Regions from separate parts of the Mus musculus genome. Here region 1 is linked to region 2. Evidence: chromatin loops called from intact Hi-C (ENCODE). Cell type or tissue: heart. All regions are shown on one strand.

Region 1 (5,000 bases), 82 kb before region 2:
GATATAAATATATAACATGATATACATAAAGGATGATAATAAAGCCTTCAGACATATGTTTATGTGTACACAGACATGGAATAAGTTCAATGAATACATTGTTAAAATAATACTACAGATAGTGTTTAGAGTTTGATTTCACATTTAAAAAAGACCTCCTGTTTAGCTGTGAATTTGATAAGGTCTGATATATATATGTATATATATGAGATTTATTATTTGCTTTCCTTTCTTTCCCAGCACCTTCAGGTTAAAATAACCTCCTGTAACTCCAGCTCCGAGGGGTCTGATGCCATCTTTTGCCTCTGAAGGTACTTGCACTCAAGTGCATGTACACAGAGACAGACATGCATACACAGGATTAAATATAAAAAATAAACCTCAAAACCCCCTTCTAAATAAAACATTAGGAAACCCATGACCACCACCGAGCTCCCCATGCATAGTCTCTGTTCCGGTTACCTTAGCAACTGATCCTCCAGACCCGATTTAGTTACAGTGAAATTGATGATGGTGACTTTAATGCACACCTGGAAGAGAAGCAGGAAGCACACGAAAGTCTAAGTATAGGCTGGTCCAACAAGGTGTTTGTGTTTAAATGTAAACAGGATTCCCTGTTATCCAGCGAGAGGCATCCCTAGTCTGACTATGCCCATGCCTAGGCACATATGCCAAGCATAGCATGGCTTTCAAAATTCAAACAGGACCTTCTCTGCTAGTAGGAGTGGTAATCTCCTCCCACTTTTCCTCCACCCAGGTTCCTACATGGTGGCCGAAGGCCAGGAAAAGGTTAGGAGCAGCACTTTAGAATCAAGAACTCGGGTTTGAATTCCAGCTGTGTCCTTCGGGGCTTTCCTGTTGGTCACGGGGCTTTCCTGTTGGTCAAGCCCTTTCATCTCTGTCAAGTTTTAGTTCCTGGTAGTTATTAAAGAATTCATAGGGTATCCGTGGGGACCAATCAAGGTAGTAAAATCTCTCAGTTATATGTAGTGATTATGATATACGTATGTATATTATATATGTACATATGTATATATATATATATATAAAATGATAACATAATGGCTTTGTTAACAAGAAGCTTTGTTTGTAATGAAATGAGCTTTATCTCTTTCATTTTGTTGTAACATTTTATGTGAAACTATGAGTATACTCTCAGAATATTCAGACTTCTCTTGAATAAATTAGTGGCAAGAAGGAGAAAGGCGGTACCTTCTGCCATGTCTAACGACACTTACAGGGACTCTAGCCAATGATTCTCTAAGTTCTCCCAGTCAACCGAGTTCTCCAATAGGCGACACTTTTATTTGGGAGTACAGACATGGACATTTGAACAGTGCTGTGAGATAGGTCATTGCTCTGAGAAGTGTCCCAGTGGGGCACGTGTGTTCTGTGAGTGGAAAGGAGGGTGGCAGAAGGAGAAAGGAAGAGCAGGAGAGGTCCTCAGATGATCCCTGAAGGTGGGAGCCCACCAAGCCTTAGAGACTCAGCACATATAGCTCAGCTGGGTGGAAAGTTCCAGACTAACAGCTCCTACGCACCTCAGGTAGGTAGTGAGGATTCGGCATTTTGGATGTCATGTAAAACCTGAAACTCTTGTCATAATCGATGTCCGAATCTCCGAGGTGGATGAGCAGTCTTCCGCCACTCATGAACGTCTGCTTTAAAAGGATGGGTTCCAGGGCTGGATCCAAGACTTCTCTGAGCTTAAAAAAATGGAAAAAATGCAAAAAAAAAAAAAAAAAAAAAAAAAAAAAGCAAGGAGTTGAAAATGACTGCCACCAACTTGTTATCTAGGGGCTCTGAATTTACTCTGAGTATGTACTTTCCTCCGTGATCATGTGTTTCCTAACGGGAAGGCAGGGTGTTTGTTTAGGATGATCTCACGTCCCTACGAGAACTAAGCTAGCAGAGCAAAGGTTGCTATGGAACCTGACTGCTGGGTGACCCCCTCCTCGGCTGTCTGCAGACAAGTAAGTCTGTGTGCCAAGTCATTGTTCTGAAGGTACCTCTTGATCTCAAAAAGACTGAACTTCTGCTTGTCCTTGTAGCCAAGTTGATAGTCTGCCTTGAGCTTTTTTAAGACTGTACACTTAATTGAGGAGCTCCCGGTTCAGCGAGAGACCCCGTTTCCTAAAACAAGGTGTGGATCGAAAGAGGAAGACATCCGAAGTCAACTTCTGACCTCTTCGTGCATCTACAACCTGTGGACTACCTCCTCCCTGGCCTCCACATGAAGCGCTGAGCAGACAAGATGGTTTTTTACAGTCATAAGTGGGTAGGAAAAGGGTCTGACAGAACCCCTGTAGCAAATGCACAGAGGATCTAAGAATGAGCACCACAATAATGACTTCACACCCTGGAGAGCAGGGAAGGCCCAGCTGCAGCATTCTGTCCCTGGCTGGAGGCCTGACTTCCAAGAGTCTTCTGCTCTTGCACGGGGCCACAACTCTATAGAAGGAACTTTGCCCTCTGCTGTGAAAGAGGAAGGTCCCTGGGACCTCTCGTGTCTCAAAGTAAACACAGGTTGAGAGCACAGTTGAAGCTAACATAACTGTGCCAAAGTCTTCCGGAGATTTCCCTCTGTGACATGACATAAAGCAGGGTCTGGGGAATCCTTCTAGAACCTTCTCTGTGCTGGCCAAAGCTTGGCTGCAGTGAGACCCTGGTGCGCAAGGTAGCTTGAGTGGGGAGGATTGTAACTCATTTTGGATTTTCTAAGCAGTCAAGACTGCGCAGATAGTTCAACTTCTTGATGTCTCAGTTTCTTCACTGGAAGAATGGGATAATAATAGTAGCTATCTATGAGTAATCAATCCATCTAACAGTAAGGTTGAAGTGAAGATTAATGAGTTAGGACACTGAGAACCAAATCGTGATTGTTTGGTTTCTACAAATGTTTGGGATGACATCATATTAATTATTGGTCCTTGTTACCATGAAAGGGCTGCAGCAGAGTTACCACAGGTCAGTGCTATTTCTGAGCATGCTTCGTGATGAATCAGAGATACTTCTACATAGGATTTAGATGGTCACACCTCATGCTTTTATTTATTCCTTATTCTCTTATAAAAATAGAATGGCAAATTAGAGAAGGCAAGTGTGCTCATTGGCAACATTCATGGTGCCCATGTCCCCTGGCTCAAGAGACCTTCTTGCTTGGTTGAGCTAAGACAGAAATCACAGCTTAAATTTCACACTCTCCAGGATCTATGCTGGTTAGTTTTTATTGTTAACTTGAGAAAACCTAGAATCATCTGAGAAGGAGGAGCCTCAGCTGAGGGCTTGCTAGATCAAAGGGGCCTGTGAGCATGTGGGAGGGGCCCAGCCACCCCTGGGTGGGTGATGCTGGGCTGTTCTAACAAAACTAAGTAGGAGTTGGTGAAGCAGCGTTCTTGTTGCTACCTGACCCTCCTCAGTGATGGACTGTGACTTGGAAATGTAAGTCAAACAAATCCTTTCCTCCCCAGGTTGCTTTTTGTGGTAGTGTCTTATTCTAGCCAGAGGATGTAACTTGACCAGTACTGTGTCCCTGCCCTTCCTATTGGCTGTCTCTGTACCCTGCTTATTCTTTCAAAGCTTTTGCTTGAAAGATCTCTTCCTCTCCATCACTTCCTTCCTTCCTTTGTTTACTTGTTTACAGTCTTTGTTCCCAGTGAGTTTGTGTGCTTTTGCTTATCTATACTCTTTGAAGTTTGTTCTTACATGTTTGTGGGATGAGTGAACGATGTAAGCAACATTAGTCTTTGAGTGATAAGTCTCACGGTAGAACATCTTATCTCAATAAGCCACTCCTCTGGGGTATGTGAGGGGAGCTCAGATGGCAGAGTGTTTGCCCAGCATGCCTAAAGACCCAAGTCCTAGTACTAGCACTGTAAAACCCAGCTTTGGTGACACATATCTGTAATCCCAGAATTTAGGAGGTAGAGGGAGGTGGATCAAGAGTTCGAGGTAACTTTGGGCTACATAGTAAGTTTGAGACTGTATATACGAGACTTGTCTAAAAAAAAGGTTCATTTTTAATATTGATCTCTTTAATCTGACCATATGCCCAAGTAGAAATAATGAGTACGTCTACCAGAATAGTTCGTGTTTCATTATTCGTATATGACACGTGTGTAGACAGGGGTTCCTGCTATCATTACTGCTTTGAATTTCTCGTCCTTTAAGGCCCGCAGCGAGGCTTGGGAATGAGGAGCATGGTAAGTAAAGACTCTTAGCTCCAAAACAGTGGGGTGAAAAATTCTTTCAGCCAACAGGTCCCAGCTCATCTGAGAGTTTACCACTCAGGTAGCCACTGTTTTGACCCATTTGAATATGGACTTGAATGGTGTCCTTCACATGTGCAGGTGTGGTCTAGTGACCTGTACAGCATTCCAGCCATCTGACAGTTCGGGATTAACATGAAATGGCAAAGTAAAAATCGAACCTCTTCCAGTAAGACAGGTAAACCCAGTCGGATGGAATTTTCCAGTATTCGTAAGAAATTGGTGTCTGTAAGCTTAATGACCTTTAACCCACTCTTGCTTTCCTTGTTTCTTATCCATCGATTGGCCTGTGTGAGAAAGCACAGAGAAGGTCAAATGTCAGGAACGTGCAAGTGTCTTGAATCAAGTTTAGAGATGTTCAGTCTAGAACTAAATTGGAGATGTAAAAAAACAAACCCCATCTCAAACAAAGCAAACAAACAAAAAAATCCTCTCCCCAAGAAAAAACTTTTAAATCCAATGTTTAAGATTCCACTTTTTGACCAAATTTAAAACAAAGAAAGAAAAGAGCCACCCAGGAAAAGCCCAGGTTGTTTGCAGTTTGGTAATTTAAATTTGTTTGGCCCACAGGAAGTGGCACCGTTAGGAAGTGTGGCCTTGTTGGAGGAAGTGTACCACTGTGAGGGTGGCCTTTGAGGTCCTATGCTCACACTCCACCCAGGATGGAAGAGAGACCCTCTTCCTGGCTGCCTGCAAAAGACTGTCTTCTCCTGGTTGCCTTAGGATCAAGTT
Region 2 (5,000 bases):
TTAATTCTCTTATTTTTTCCCTTCAGCACCAGCAATGATACATGCATGCATGTGTGCATCTATGTGTCTACGTAAATATGTATGTATGTATGTGTGTATACGTGTGTGTGTCCTCTGTGCTCTTCAGTCTGCCTATACTTGATTGTCTCAGTGGGTGTTCTCCATAGGCTGGCGCTACACAGCTCTAGAGGAGATGAAGTAACAAACTCTCACGCAGAGCTCATTAAGTCATTTACATACAACTGAAGGTCCCTGTCACCCTGCTAGTGATTCCATTTTGTGGAAGCCATTAGAGGATGATGAATTTTGATCCGGGTATCCTGGCAAAGGCCTGGCACGCTTGGCCAGCCACTGTTCCTCTTTGCAAAGCTGGCTAATCCTTGATTGCTTCTTGCCAGTTCACTCCCCAAACAGACCATCCATTGCAATTATCATGGTGACTTCTAGTCGCTGGACAATTTCTCCATTAGATTTCCGGCTCCTTGAGGGTGAGAGTTTTATCTCAGCTATCCTCAAAACTGCTGGGCTAGCAGAGTCTCTGGCAAGCGCAGGGTGAGAATGAGAGACCTGTACCCCGGGTCCCAGACATGTAATCATGTTCATCTACAGGGAACTATTAATCTAAAGCACCTTACCCGTTCCCCCTCAGGTGACAGCATTGCCAAGATGTCGTTGGTGAAGACCTTTTCTGGCTCAGTATCCATGCCGGGTATTTTCCCTTCTGTAGGAGGCATGAGGGCAAACTCGAGCTTTGAAATGGAGTCGAAGCATTTCCTTAGGTGAGGCTGCACGGCTTGCGGATTGCGTGTCTGGGCCAAAATCTCCAGGAGCTCATCATTTGACAAGAAGTAAAACCTGCCAAGGTAAAGGCACTTTAACATGAAGCCTGACTTGACCGATGCCCAGCCTTGGGTAGCCGTAAGAGACGAGGTGCTGCCAGGAGGACGCCCCGGGCCTCTAATCACACTTGTTTGGGGATCAGGAGCAGGCCACGTATCCCTAAAGAAGTTCTTGTAAAGGTTTTTAATGATGTATCTCAAACACCTAGGCCCAGTAGCTACAACAGAAAGGATTTTTCCAAGAATTATCAATAACAGTGGGTCTTGTTACAATGGTTTGCCTGCTGGTCTTCCTAGGCCTTGAGCCACACTAACCATTGAAGAGTTGATGGGCAGATGGGCACACTAACCATTGAAGATAGTTGCTGGGCCCTTAAAAGTGACAGAATATGATTCTGCAAACATACCATTTCCAACCGTACCGTGGCCATACTTAGAAATAAGGCATCTTTTATGTGTTTCTGTGTCATTTTAAGCAAAATGGGTAAAGAATGAGCTTGTCTGTACCTGACCACACTCAGGGTCACGTGATGCAAGTGTGCCTTAAAAATGCAATTGTTTCAGTCCTGGGTTTGTCTGAAACTCTAGATTTCCAAATCATGCCAACACTGCAAGGTGAGTTGCCAGGCTTCACAGGGACTCATGGTGAGAGGGGTGCAGACTCCAGGACCCCCCACTAAACACAGGGAATAGAAGAGTTAAGGCTGGAGACGCTGCAGAGCTGAGGATGTGGGAAGTGATGTTCTGTGGGTCCCCTGTACTCTCCAGGAGAGACAACTTTGCTCTCCTCCACTCCGAGTGTTATCAAAGCTCAGTATTTGCCCAACAGGTCTGAAGCAAGTCTGCAGGGATGGGAGCATGGGTATCCTCCTCTCCTGTCCAGGTCTCTGCTGTCTGAGGGTGTGATCTGCATCCCCATTCGATCTGCTCCCCAACAAGACATCTCAGGTTGCTGTTGTTGTCTTTTAACTTACCTTGGGAAGATAACTCTCTTTGACTCTAAATATGCCTCCAGACATTTCTGAATTTGGTCAAGTAATGCGTTATTGTTTTGAAAAGTCTCCAGAAGTCCTATATTAAAAAAAAAAAAGTTGGCCAAATTGTATTAAAATAGAGAATATGATTTCAAATGAAAGCAAAAGATATTAGCATTTTAAAAGTCTTTGTTTTGTTTGGTAGAATAGTGAATAATAAAATGGGAGTACTGTTAGAGAAGCTTAGTTTTTTTAAAAAAATTCTTCTTTTCATGTATGTGGTATGTATACATGTTTGCAGGAGCACATGTATATGTGTGTGGGTGTGTGTCTGCAGTTATGCACGTGTCTGTGTAGTCAAGGCCTGGCACTGATATGAAGACTCTTCCTTGATGGTTCCTTTACCCTTTTTTTGAGGCAGGGTCTCTCAGCCAAACCCAGAGTTCCCATCTTGACTCACTTAGCTCACTCTGGGTATTCCCTGTCTCTGCCTTCAGGTTTTATAATGCATCCAGGGATGGATGGCGTGTGAGCCACAACCATCACCCTGTATCTGAGCAGGTTCTGGGGGCCTGAACTCCAGCCTTCTTACTTGTGTGGCCATTACTTTAACTGCTAAACCATCTCCCAGCCCAAGAATTATTACACTTAGTTGATTGTAATCTTCTAATATTTACCTCGCTAGAACAGTGCTTTTAATTTAAAATAATTTTGGCAGGCATCCTCTGCTTTTAGGGGGCCGTGAGCCAGCGTCTAGAACATCCCTATTCTTTGCCACTCTCCTTTTATAAAATGTTAACTAATTTACTTATTTATCTTTAAATTTTCTGAGCATTGGTGTTTTGCCTGCATGTGTGTCTGTGTGAAGGTGTCAGATCTTGGAGTTATAGACAGTTGTGAGCTGCCATGTGGGTGCTAGGATTTGAACCCCATTCTTCTGGAAGAACAGTTAGTGCTTTTAACACTAACCCATTTCTCCAGCCCCTCCTTGTCAGCTTCTTATTGGCATGTTTTCTGTCATGGTTAAGTGCTAGGTGTGGTGATGGCTATTATTCTTCATTATTAAACTGGAACTCCTTAGGCAGTGGCCTTCATGACTCTTCATCTTTGTACCTTTGATACTGATCACATTGCCTGCTTTCCTACCTGCCCAAGACTCAAATCCCAGATCAGTGTCTTCTGAGACCCTATATAGTCAACAGCGCCATCTAGTGGCCAGCCACCTACTTACACACACTGGTCTTAGCCTTGTGTCCTAAGCAAGACTCAATCTCCAAGCACTCCACTCCAGCCCAGATGGGACTCCATCTGGCAACTTTCTAAGCATGTGTGTATCTTAGGGACCTCACATCATTCTTTATTCTTCCCTCTGCCATCAACAATTCTCCTTCTGAGCCACAGAAACTTTTACTCACTCTTTCCTGAAAGTTTCTGCTCAAAAGCCATTTTAATATATGTATGCATACAGACATGAATGCACATATACACACATACACACATACATACACACGCACATTCATGCACAGATATATGCATACACACATTTACACATGCACACATACATACACACACACACACACACACACACACACACGTGGGCACTACATGCATGCTTTTATGCATGCAAACACATACACACACACATACTAGCCCATAGACACTCCCTTATTCTACTTTAATATTTTCCATGGCTTTATCATCAGCTGGAATCAGATTTATTACAGGTGTATACTAATTTATTTGAAGTCTTTAAGGCCAGATGTATTTTGGAATCATATTCTTTTTTATTTCAAAAGACTATTTCCATTTATCAACTGATAAATTCTGTAAGAATCTCTGGGCAATGAACATAGCTCACAAAGTTGCCTTTTTGAGGCAGGGACGGTGTCTGAGACTATGGCCCATCAGAGTCACACGCTGCCATTAGCCATAGGACAAGCCAGCTGTCCAAGGCTTTGGTATAGAGTGTAAACCTCAGTGAGTATACACTGTTAAAACATTCCAACCCCGATGCTGTGGGAGGACATGACATCTCCAGTGGTGCAGCCACCAGCAAGACAGCCGCTATCCTGTAAACAACACTGAACTCGTCGGTTCACACACACAAAGACATGGGAGTGGGAGGGGACTGGAGGGGGATCAGCAGAAGTGGGATGAAGACCAGAGAGGGCAGTGGGGCTGAATATGAATATGATAAAATACATGACATGCATGCATGAAAGTGCCATAGTGTAACTCGTCATTATGTATAATTACTATATGCTAGGAAAAAATCTTTAAAACAATTTCGATCTGTTACTTGAATTGCAACAAGTGGAAATTATATATATATAATAGTGTAGTCCTGGCTATCCTGGAACTTGCTCTGTAGATCAGGCTGGTCATACAAAGATCTGTCTGCCTCTGTCTCCTGTGTGCTGGGATCAAGGGTGTGTCTGTCCACCACTGCCAGGTGCATAAGTGGTAATATTTTTAATTCGTTCTAGTGAACAAGCCGAAACTGGCCAGTGAGATCTTTAGAGGTGATGCACATGTCGGACAAGCAGGGAGCCTCCCTGTTCTACTTGTTTGCCTTGGGGTTTCTACCTGGCTGAGTCGCAGCCCGGAGCGCGTTAGGCAGCCGGTTGACCTTCCTCATGATTTCCTTCCATGACTTATCCACCTGAAGGAACATCTTGGCTTCTGCAGGCAGCTGCCTCTGAATGTCTGGGGCATTAAAGATGCTTTCTAGGTAGAGCCAGTTTCTCTGACAGTTCAGCCACTCTTCCTGGAGAAAAACATGGGACTGTCAACCTGGAGCTTCCAACTGGATAATCACTGGTTAGACTGGAGATTGTGGCTTTGGGAATTACTACATCTTTTCCTTGGGAGAGGCCCCATAAGTTCTTCGAAACAAAATTTCTTAAAAGAGCCCAAGATTCTGTCCAGCCTGACTCCATCCACCCTCTCTTTCCACTGAAGATGATTACGAGTCAGCTGTGTGGAAAGCCAGAGGGGTCCCATGACTCATGATTAAATGTGTAGAGGAAGCATTCTGTTGGGAGGCAAGATGATCTCCTGCAGAAGTTTGAAAGGCAGGTGGGCTACAGGTTCATGATGACTCCTAAACACATACAAGCCCAGCCTAGGACCACCCAGGGAGAGAGTCTTAGTGAGGAGTTATCCAGATTGCCATATCTTAGGAATA

Evidence for each region. A loop is a pair of places that touch in the nucleus more often than their neighbours do. Peaks named below come from ENCODE experiments on the same cell type or tissue, not always from the same donor. Only the 100,000 strongest peaks of a DNase experiment are listed, where the experiment ranks them.
Region 1: it touches region 2 in a loop (2.2-fold over the local background); 4 of 42 quality-filtered maps call a loop at or near these places.

Annotation. Positions count from the first base shown.
Region 1 is chr6:73,068,946-73,073,945 of GRCm38, forward strand. It overlaps Dnah6 (dynein, axonemal, heavy chain 6), which reads right to left. Exons shown (of 77, transcript NM_001164669.1): 56 at 4,430-4,555; 57 at 1,542-1,706; 58 at 463-530. Among named protein-coding and RNA genes, the nearest start is that of Gm20560, 60 kb to the left of the region's middle. In heart, no CTCF peak of the experiment used is centred here; a DNase peak (open chromatin) is centred at 1,926.
Region 2 is chr6:73,150,856-73,155,855 of GRCm38, forward strand. It overlaps Dnah6 (dynein, axonemal, heavy chain 6), which reads right to left. Exons shown (of 77, transcript NM_001164669.1): 22 at 4,400-4,580; 23 at 1,814-1,910; 24 at 636-855. Among named protein-coding and RNA genes, the nearest start is that of Gm24533, 12 kb to the left of the region's middle. In heart, a CTCF peak has its summit at 3,022 (motif pointing left); a DNase peak (open chromatin) is centred at 3,026.